2 separate regions of the Homo sapiens genome follow, and region 2 is linked to region 1. The links are chromatin loops, found by intact Hi-C in ENCODE. Cell type or tissue: dorsolateral prefrontal cortex. All regions are shown on one strand. Each heading gives the region's core, and the rest is flanking DNA. Links, peaks and the distances in the headings are about the cores only.

The links. A loop is a pair of places that touch in the nucleus more often than their neighbours do. Peaks named below come from ENCODE experiments on the same cell type or tissue, not always from the same donor. Only the 100,000 strongest peaks of a DNase experiment are listed, where the experiment ranks them.
Region 2: a loop joins it to region 1, with 7 times the contacts of the local background. A loop is called at or near these places in 5 of 110 quality-filtered maps.

What each region holds. Positions count from the first base shown.
Region 1 is chr12:106,147,471-106,151,865 of GRCh38, reverse strand. No RefSeq gene overlaps it. Among named protein-coding and RNA genes, the nearest start is that of NUAK1, 11 kb to the right of the region's middle. RefSeq lists an enhancer at 3,168-3,667. In dorsolateral prefrontal cortex, for the core only: CTCF peaks have their summits at 2,355 and 2,561 (motif pointing right); DNase peaks (open chromatin) are centred at 2,170, 2,567 and 3,665; H3K4me3 peaks cover 317 bases; H3K27ac peaks cover 1,713 bases.
Region 2 is chr12:105,535,315-105,539,709 of GRCh38, reverse strand. The region is part of intron 3 of LOC105369958 (a long non-coding RNA gene); the gene reads right to left. Among named protein-coding and RNA genes, the nearest start is that of CASC18, 170 kb to the left of the region's middle. In dorsolateral prefrontal cortex, for the core only: no CTCF peak of the experiment used is centred there; no DNase peak of the experiment used is centred there.

The DNA of each region.
Region 1 (4,395 bases), core at 71-4,070:
TTCATTCATTCACATTCAGCAAGTGGTTCTTTGCAGTCTTGATCTAAGGGACAAAGGGCTACCAAGATGCCTAAGCAGAACCTGCTACCCTAACTCCCCTTTAACTGAGCCCTTATTATTTTCCAGACACCAGGCATATTTTAATATAATCTTCCCCAAATAACTATATTTGTTAGGCATTCTTCCCATCTTGTAGATGCAGAAACTGAGACCCAGAGAAGTTAAGCAAGTTACCTAAAGTCACGCAGCTAGAAATGGAGGGAGCTGGAGTTTGACCCAGATCAGACTACAAGAGCTTTCATTCTCAATATTACACAGCCTCTCTCACATTGGAATTTCTCTGTGTTTTATTCCCTTCAACTTTGGCTGGACTTATTTTAGATGGATGTAGCTGGATTCTAAGGGGCTACACTGGATACTAAAGTCTGAGCCAGCAGGTAGGCCAATGACCCAAGTATTTTGGTGAGAGCTACTGGGACATTTAGGTAAAAGTGTTTATCTAAATTTTCTCTGGAAAATTGCTGTATCTGTGCTGTGGCCAGGTGTGGACCGAGTGGGCTGCTCACCGGCTCCTGCCTCAGCAGTAGGTCTTTGCTTCTCTTCTAGAACTGCCCTAGGGACTACTCATCCACTCTATTTTTTAAAATTATTTTTATTTTTATTATTTTTTTGAGAGGGAGTCCCGCTCTGTCTCCCAGGCTAGCCTGGAGTGCAATGGCGAAATCTCAGCTCACTGCAGCTTCCACCTCCTGGGTTCAAGTGATTCTCATGACTCAGCCTCCCAAGTAGCTGGGATTACAGGCACAAGCCACCACATCCGGCTAATTTTTTATATTTTTGGTAGAAACGGGGTTTCACCAAATTGGCCAGGCTGGTCTCAAACTCCTGACCTCAAGTGATCCACCAGCCTCGGCCTCTCAAAGTGCTGGGATTACAGGAGTGAGCCACCCCACCTGGCCTCTCATTCACTCTGTCAGTACAGAGATTGGTCCCTATGGCCAGAGTCCACTCATCACCTGCTCTCTGTCTGCTATGAGTGGCTGGTACCACCTCTGAAGTTTGCCAGCTGGTAACGTGAAAAGCCAGGGGTGAGAGCGAAGTGCAAGGCTGGAGGGGACTACTGGATAGCGATAGCAATCCCCCAAGGACACATTAATTTCTCTAAATGACCTTTCCAGCATAATGAAGGTACAGAGAATCCAATCAGTTGCCCTTTCGAAAGAACAGTGAGACAGCTGCTCTTTTTGAAAAAGCGGGACTCCAAGCTGAAGCCAGGCTGGATTTCTTTGTGCTGTCCTTTCTCTGGCTCACGAAATTCTACCTTGGAGGCTGAAAACTCATGGCATTCAGTTTCATTTTAAAAAGGAGATTGGAACCCTGAAACTAAGTATCTACAAATTATTTTAGAAGTGGCTTTCACAAAGATGCTCTCTTTTTTTTTTCATTTTGATGATGTCTCTACATTGGAGGGTATGGAGGGTATCATTATCCCCATTTTCTAGATGGGGAAACTAAGGCCAGGAGAGACTGTGTGATGTGATGGGAAATGTTGGGAAATTGAGACTATAAGCTGGCTCTAGTCTGATAAATAATAGACACAACATGTAGAGCCCTTCGCAGCTGACAAAGTATTTGCATGTTTTAAACTTTTTAATCCATCCATCCAACAAACCCAGTAAGACATTTTATTATTATCCCTGGTCTTACAGATCAGTTAGTGACAGACCTGGCCTTCTAACTCCTTCCCATCCTTCTGTTCTCTTTCCATCGTATTACTTCTTCTTGGGTTCTTTGACTTCTTTGAGTCTCTATTCTAGGAGCTGGTATTTTTTTCTGTAAAGAGCCAGATAGTAAATATTTTAGGCTTTGATGGCCATATGATCTCTGTTGAAACTACTCAGTTCTGCCCTTCTAGCTCAAAAGCAGCCATAGATGTACGTAAAAAAATGGATGTTACTGTGTTCAAATAAATCTATATTTATGGCCCTGAAATCTGAATTTCATATAATTTTCATGAATCATGAAATATTATTATTATTTGATTTTCAAAAGCAACTCAAAAGTGTAAAAACCATTCTTAGCTTGTGTATGGCACAAAAACAGGCAGGGGGCCATAGCGTGCTGACTCTCGCCCTATCTTTGTCTGTAAAATTGGGAAGTAGTAATACATCCGCCGTAGACTCACATGGATTAAGTAAGATCACACCAGTACCATGTTTTGCACAGGGTCCACCATTGCCCTTCTGTCACACGATGAGAGCATGAACGTCTCTGGGTTTCAGTTCTCTTATCTATTAGAAGGGAAGTGTTGGCTACTTCTAGCTCTGAGTCTATATATTTTTGCCAAATTACTTTTTGCTAAAGAGCTTCAACCGCCTTCCTTCTCCCTGCCCTGAGGACATCCATGCCTCCTGGGTCTCCCCAGAATTTCTCCACCCCATTTCCATTTGGCCAACTTCTCTTTCTTGGTCCTAGTCGTTATTTTGTACCTTGGCTTGCACTGAAGTGAACTAGATTTCTTCTCCATTTCTTGGAGAAGTTTTCAGTGGGCAGACCCAGCCACTTGGTGGAGCTGTGGGGAGATGTTTTTCCTTATAAAGCTACCTGATGTTTCCCCTGGAGAACTTCAGGTTTGAAGGTAGGGACGCTGGAAATGGTGCTTCTGGGGGAAAGAGGTGTTGTTCATACCTGTGTGCGTGTTTCCAGCATCTGTCCATATCCAGTTAATTTGGGCAGTCAGGGTTTTGAGTTCAGATGTTTCAAGAGTCCTGAGTGGGGCATTTATATGGGAGAGGCCAGGGACAGATAGATCCTAGATCTGGCGAGGTTCTCAATCCGAATTCCTGGAAGTTTCCCAGTTGTCCCTTGTTCTGTCATGGAGGAAATCAGTCTGTCTCCTCACCATGCAAAACATGCACTTTCTTTTTGGAGCCATTAGATGTACAATCGAATAGCCTTTATCTTTTAAGGAGCTGACTTTTTGTGACTTTTATATATGTAAAACATGCAATTTCTTTTTGGAGCCATTAGATATACAGTCAAATAGACTTTATCTTTCAAGGAGCTGACTTTTTGTGACTTTTATATAACAACTATTGGTGAGATGTGATTTCTTCTCCCTTTCTTGGAGAAGTTTTTGGTTGCTCAGATATTAGCTATTATGTAGCCAAATTACCTGAGCTTGTAAGTTGCGAGACCATAGGGTAGTCTCTCGATCTCTTAGCATATCCCATGAAAAACGTGGGAAATAAAAATATCTAATCCCAAGTAAAGTATCATTTTGAGAATTAAAAAAGACCACTTGTGGGAAAGTGTTTTGTAAACTGTAAAGCATCATGCTGATGGGAGGTATTAGAAACTCCTCGAGGGCAGAGGACCATCTTGTATTACTCTTTATCTGCAGAATGACTGCAGCATCATAGATGCTCAGCTAACATCTGTTGAATGAATGAGTGAACAGGCGAATGAAGAGCATCACGAAGGGGTTGGCAGACTGGAAATATGCCTATTAAATTAAGGGTTTCAAAGGATGAGGCTGGGAGAAGCAGGAGAAGCAGGCCCTTGAGAGGAATCTAGGGCACGTGGCTTGTCTGCCAGGAAGGCAGCTAATGCATCCCTTGCCAGCTAGCCGGCTGCCGGGCAGGCTGGCTCCACTGGGCGAGCTGCCAGGCCCCAGGCCATCTAAGGCTTGTGTGAGCGTCCCAGAGCAGGTGGGCCGGGAGCGTCTGTCGTCACGGGTGGGCTGGTGACCCGCCTGGAATGCCTTCCCTCTCGTGCCTGCTTTTAGAGCCTTAGTCCCTGGTGACAGTAAACAGAATGGACGCAGGGCCTGACACTGAGCCACCCTGGGTCTTGGCAGGGTGGGTCTGAGAGACCTGTTTTCCAGAGTTAAAAGAATACAAATAAACACAGCACAGATAAATGTAGGCAGTTATATAGGAAATCTAGGTCCCAGGGCTATTTTTTCCTGACCCAGTTTTTTTGTTTGTTTGTTTGGGACATAATTACTTGGGAAATGGTAATTGTTTTACATGCTTGCTATAGACCTGATAGAATAAATCTAATAATAATATTATTTAAACAATAATAATAGCAGCTAATGTTTTGTCTGTGTTTACCACGTGCCTATGTAGTACTATGTTAAACACTTCATAGACATTTTCATAGTTCTACAAGGTAATCATTAACTCTGTAGGATTGTATCCTGTCAATCCTATGTACTAAGTATTATTACTATACCTATTTTACGTATGGAGGGATTGAGGTTCAGTCACTTCCTGGGGTCACAGAGCTGAATGGTGGAAGAGCTGCTAGAACTCAACTCAAACCATTCATCCACCCATTCATTCATTACATAATGATTGAGCACCTACTATATAGCAGGTACTAGGGATT
Region 2 (4,395 bases), core at 152-4,151, 610 kb after region 1:
GTCCCACTTCCTCACCTTCTACTGGCCAAATCAAGTCACAGTTGAGCCCAGATTCAAGGACAGGCAAACAGGCTCCACCTCTCGATGGAAGGAGCTGCAAAGTCTTTGTGTAAAGGGCATATTAATTACAACTGTGGAAGCAATCAATCAGTCACAACCACTTTGGAGCCCATCGGAGAGCCTCCTACAGGGCCTTGCTCTGGGCAGATGCTCACCTCCACCAGACCATCAGCTCTTGAGGGCAGAGACCTTACCTGGCTGGTTTACCTCTGGCTTTCTATCATCTTGCACATAGTAGGGGCTCAATAATTAAACATATTCATCAATTAAAGCAAACAGCTATGGGAAAGAAAGCATGTTCTTATCTCCTCTGGTGCATAATTCCACAAAAACACAACCTGCCGAGTCATTCTCCTCAGACCAAATCTCCATGAGTACTATGTGCAGAAAGGGGTTGTTAGCAGATGCTTCTCCCTGATGATGGTTTGAAAAATTCCTCAAACTTAATACCATCAAGGACTCCAGGATTTAAAAGAATCTCTCCACCGTCCAAGAGAACAAATAGTCTCTAGCCACGGTGCCCTCCGTTTTGTTGCCAGAGTGGTAACGTTTGGAGAGAGCAGAGCAGAGCAGATGGAGCACTTCACCTTTCTTTCCATGACATAGAGCGTCTAAGAATGTGCGGTTGCTCCAGCTGGGGGTGACGGCGCGTGAGCATGCAGCTGGGATGTCAGCCCCCAGCACATGCTGCTCTGCTCAGCTCCAGCACGGGCTTGTTGATGAAGCAGCACTGGGGGCTCCAGTGCACAAAGGGAAGAGGCTCCTTCATTGCACTGGAGCCCCCTGGTTGGCCTTGCCCCAACCAGGCTTGGCTGGCCTTGCCCCAACCAGGCTTGGCTGGCCTTGCCCCAAGCTTCCCTACCCAGCTGAGAATATGGGTCAGCTGGGATGTCTTGAGATGACCCAGTGTCTTGCCATGGTCTCTGAATACACAGGCACACACACGCATGCATGCACACTGACACACATGTATACATGTGCACACACACTCATACACACACACACTTATACACACATGCACACATACATACACACACATACACATATGCACACATGCATCCTCACACCCATGCATACACACACAGACACAACCTGAAACCAGCAAGTCTTTAGTGCCACCCAGACCACCCCCTTTTGCCCACTCTTCCTTGATCCCAGCCCATATTCCTTATGAGAGTTCTGACACTTTTAAGACTATTGAGGACATAGTCCAAAGAACCAAAGGACTCCATGTGGGATGCTGAGTTGCTGCCTCTTGGTTTCTGGTTTTGCTCCTCCTTTCAACCCCCAGTCCACATCCAGCTGCAGTTTCCCCCCTGGGGTTGATGCTTCCCCCCAGTTTCCCCACCAGACCCAGGTCTCAATCCCCTGACACTTCATCCAGAACCTTGTCCCTGGGGCTAAGTTGGATTCAGCACAAGCCACTCCATCTTCAGTTCACACAGCCTTAATTCCTCCCATCTAGAGGAAACAAAGACCTATCCTCAGCCATCCATTCCAGACTGACTAATGTGGCCTCCTTAGGGGGCATTTGCACTGTAAAAGATCCCCTCTTGGGACTGGTGGGAGGCACTGGCTGTGCTAAGGCCCCAGGGCACTTTTTAGAGAGATGGAAATGTTCTGTATCTCAGTTATGGTGGTGGTTACACAATTGTATACACTTCTCATAATTCATTGCACTGTAGGTCCAAAAAAAAAAGATGAATTTCATGATGTATAAAACATTCCTCAATAAATCTGACTTAAAAAATAATTTTTTTTTTAGAAAAAGAAGTTTCCATTTGTTCCGTGACTTTTCTGCCCACTCCAACCAACCCTTAACTGTGGTGGTGAGGAATATTTTAGAAAAACCATGCATCAAAGTGGTGCTTTAGGGGCACCATTCTGTCTTCCCCAAAGCTCCACCAGTCTTTATCTTGTGGTTGCCCTTCTCAGAAGTAGATGAGACTCTCCAGCAATGATACTTATCAACATGAGGGGTAGGGGAGAAGCAGGAGGACACTGGAAATATTACTTCCAGCCTGAGATGTACAAGATAAAGACAGGAACCCAGGAGAAGGTGGAGGGAATATGGAGGGAAGAGTAAAACTGAAGGAGAAAGGACTCCAGAAATCCAGGAAAGAGAGATTCAGCATTGTGTGAAAAATCTTCTGAGAAGGAAAGGAAACACTTGCAGTTTCCTCTGGACTCTGAGTGTGTTCTGAGCAGTTAAGATCCATGTGCTCTGGAATGGAGGTGTCTTTACATCTGGGGTTAAATGAGATGTCAAGGCTTCTACTGGAAAGGATCCTGATTAGCCAAAGAGAAGTCATCGTGGAGTTTGTCACTGTCACACCAAAGGGGGAGTGAGCTTCAGTGGAGAGCTCTTTCTGCCACTACCCAAATGCTACATCAGCCCAGGCTTAGCTCCTAGCCCCCAGTCGTAGGTAACAAATAGCCCCTTGCAAATGGGTTGATCACTTGCTGACCTTACTGATTCAAGTGCAGTAGGGGCCTGTGGGGAACTTTTAGTTCCAGGAAGCAAATGATTGATATGTTTGTAAACTCATCCCTGAAACCCATTCGTCTGGAAGTAAGAAATTATGAAAAAGTGCAAAGCCAAGAAGGAGGAAGAAAGGGAGTGGACAGGTAGAACAAGCCTAACTGGATCCCAGCCTGGAAGACTCTCCAGGGCTGAGATCAGAACATCTCAGCAGGCACCACAAAAGAGACCTCACACCTCCAGATACCCCTGTCCCTATAAATTCTTTCCATGTATTATGACAGCCAATTTGATTCCACCTATTTTTGAGAATCTTCATGGCCCATAAACACTTTGTGAAAAAAAGACTAAGATGAAGTCCAGAACTCTGAGGAACTCCTCATCCAAAATGGAGGGAAAGGTTCCCCCATACTACATGAAATTTTGCATTTTTTCTAATTTGGCAACTATGTATTTGACAAAACATATGATGCAGCTTTGCAGCAATTGCGGTCCTGGTTATAAACCCAGGAGAAATCAGTGTGTATGACATGCAAAAGAATGTTCATAGAAACAATATATGTTATAACTCAAAACTGAAAATAACCCAGCTTTCTATCAATAGTACAAAGATAAATAAATTGTGGTACATTCAGACAATAGACTGCAATATAGCAATGAAAACAAAACTATCAGGACATGCACAAAATGGATAGATCTCACACATAATGTTGAGCAAAAAGAAGCTAGACAGGAGAGTACGTGTCTACAATTTCATTTATAGAAAGCTCCAGAACAACCAAAATTAATCTCAGATGGGAAAAATCCAAACAATTTTTGCCTTTTGGGAATGACTAGAACAAGAGAGGCTTCTGAGTGTTCTTATCTCTTTCTTGATTTGGGTGTTTGTAACATGGAAATTTTCATCTCTAAAAAAGTTATCCAGCTAAATATTTTGTGTGTGATATGGTTTGGCTCTGTGTCCCCCCCAAATCTCATCTTGAATTGTACCCCCATGTGTCAAGGGAGGGACCTGTAATCCCCACGTGTCAAGGGAGAGAAGTGACTGGATTATGGGGGCGGTTTCCCACATGCTGTTCTTGTAATAGTGAGTGAGTTCTTACAAGATCTCATGGTTTTATAAATGGTAGTTTTTCATGTGCTCTCACACACGCTCTATCTCACCTGCCACCATGTAAAACGTGCCTGCTTCCCCTTCCACCATGATTGTAAGTTTCCTGAGGACTCCCTGGCCATGCAGAACTGTGAGTCAATTAAACCTCTTTCCTTTATAAATTACTCAGTTTGGGGTAGTATCTTTATAGCAGTGTGAGAACTAATACAGTATATTGGTACTGCAGAGAGTAGGGTACTGCTATAAAGATACCTGAAAACTGAAAGTGACCTTGGAACTGGGTAATAGGCAGAGGTTGGAACTGTTTGGAGGGCTCAGGAGAAGACAGGACAATGTAGGAAAGTTTGAAACTTCCTAGAGACTTGTTGAATGGGTTAAACCAAAATGCTGATAGGGATATGGGCAATGAAGTTCCAGCTGTGGTGGTCTCAGATGGAGGTGAGGAACTTCTTGGGAACTGGAGTAAAGGTGACTCTTGCTATGCTTTAGCAAAGAGACTGGCAGCATTTTGTCCCTGCTCTAGAGATCTGTGGAACTTTGAACTTGAGAGAAATTATCTGAAATTGGAACTTATGTTTAAAAGAAAAGCAGACCATTCAAGTTTGGAAAATTTGCAGCCTGATGATGCAATAGAAAAGAAAAATCCATTTTCTGGGGAGAAATTCAAGCCTTCTGCAGAAATTTGCATAAATAACAAGGAGCCACATGTTAATCACCAAGACAATGGGGAAAATGTTTC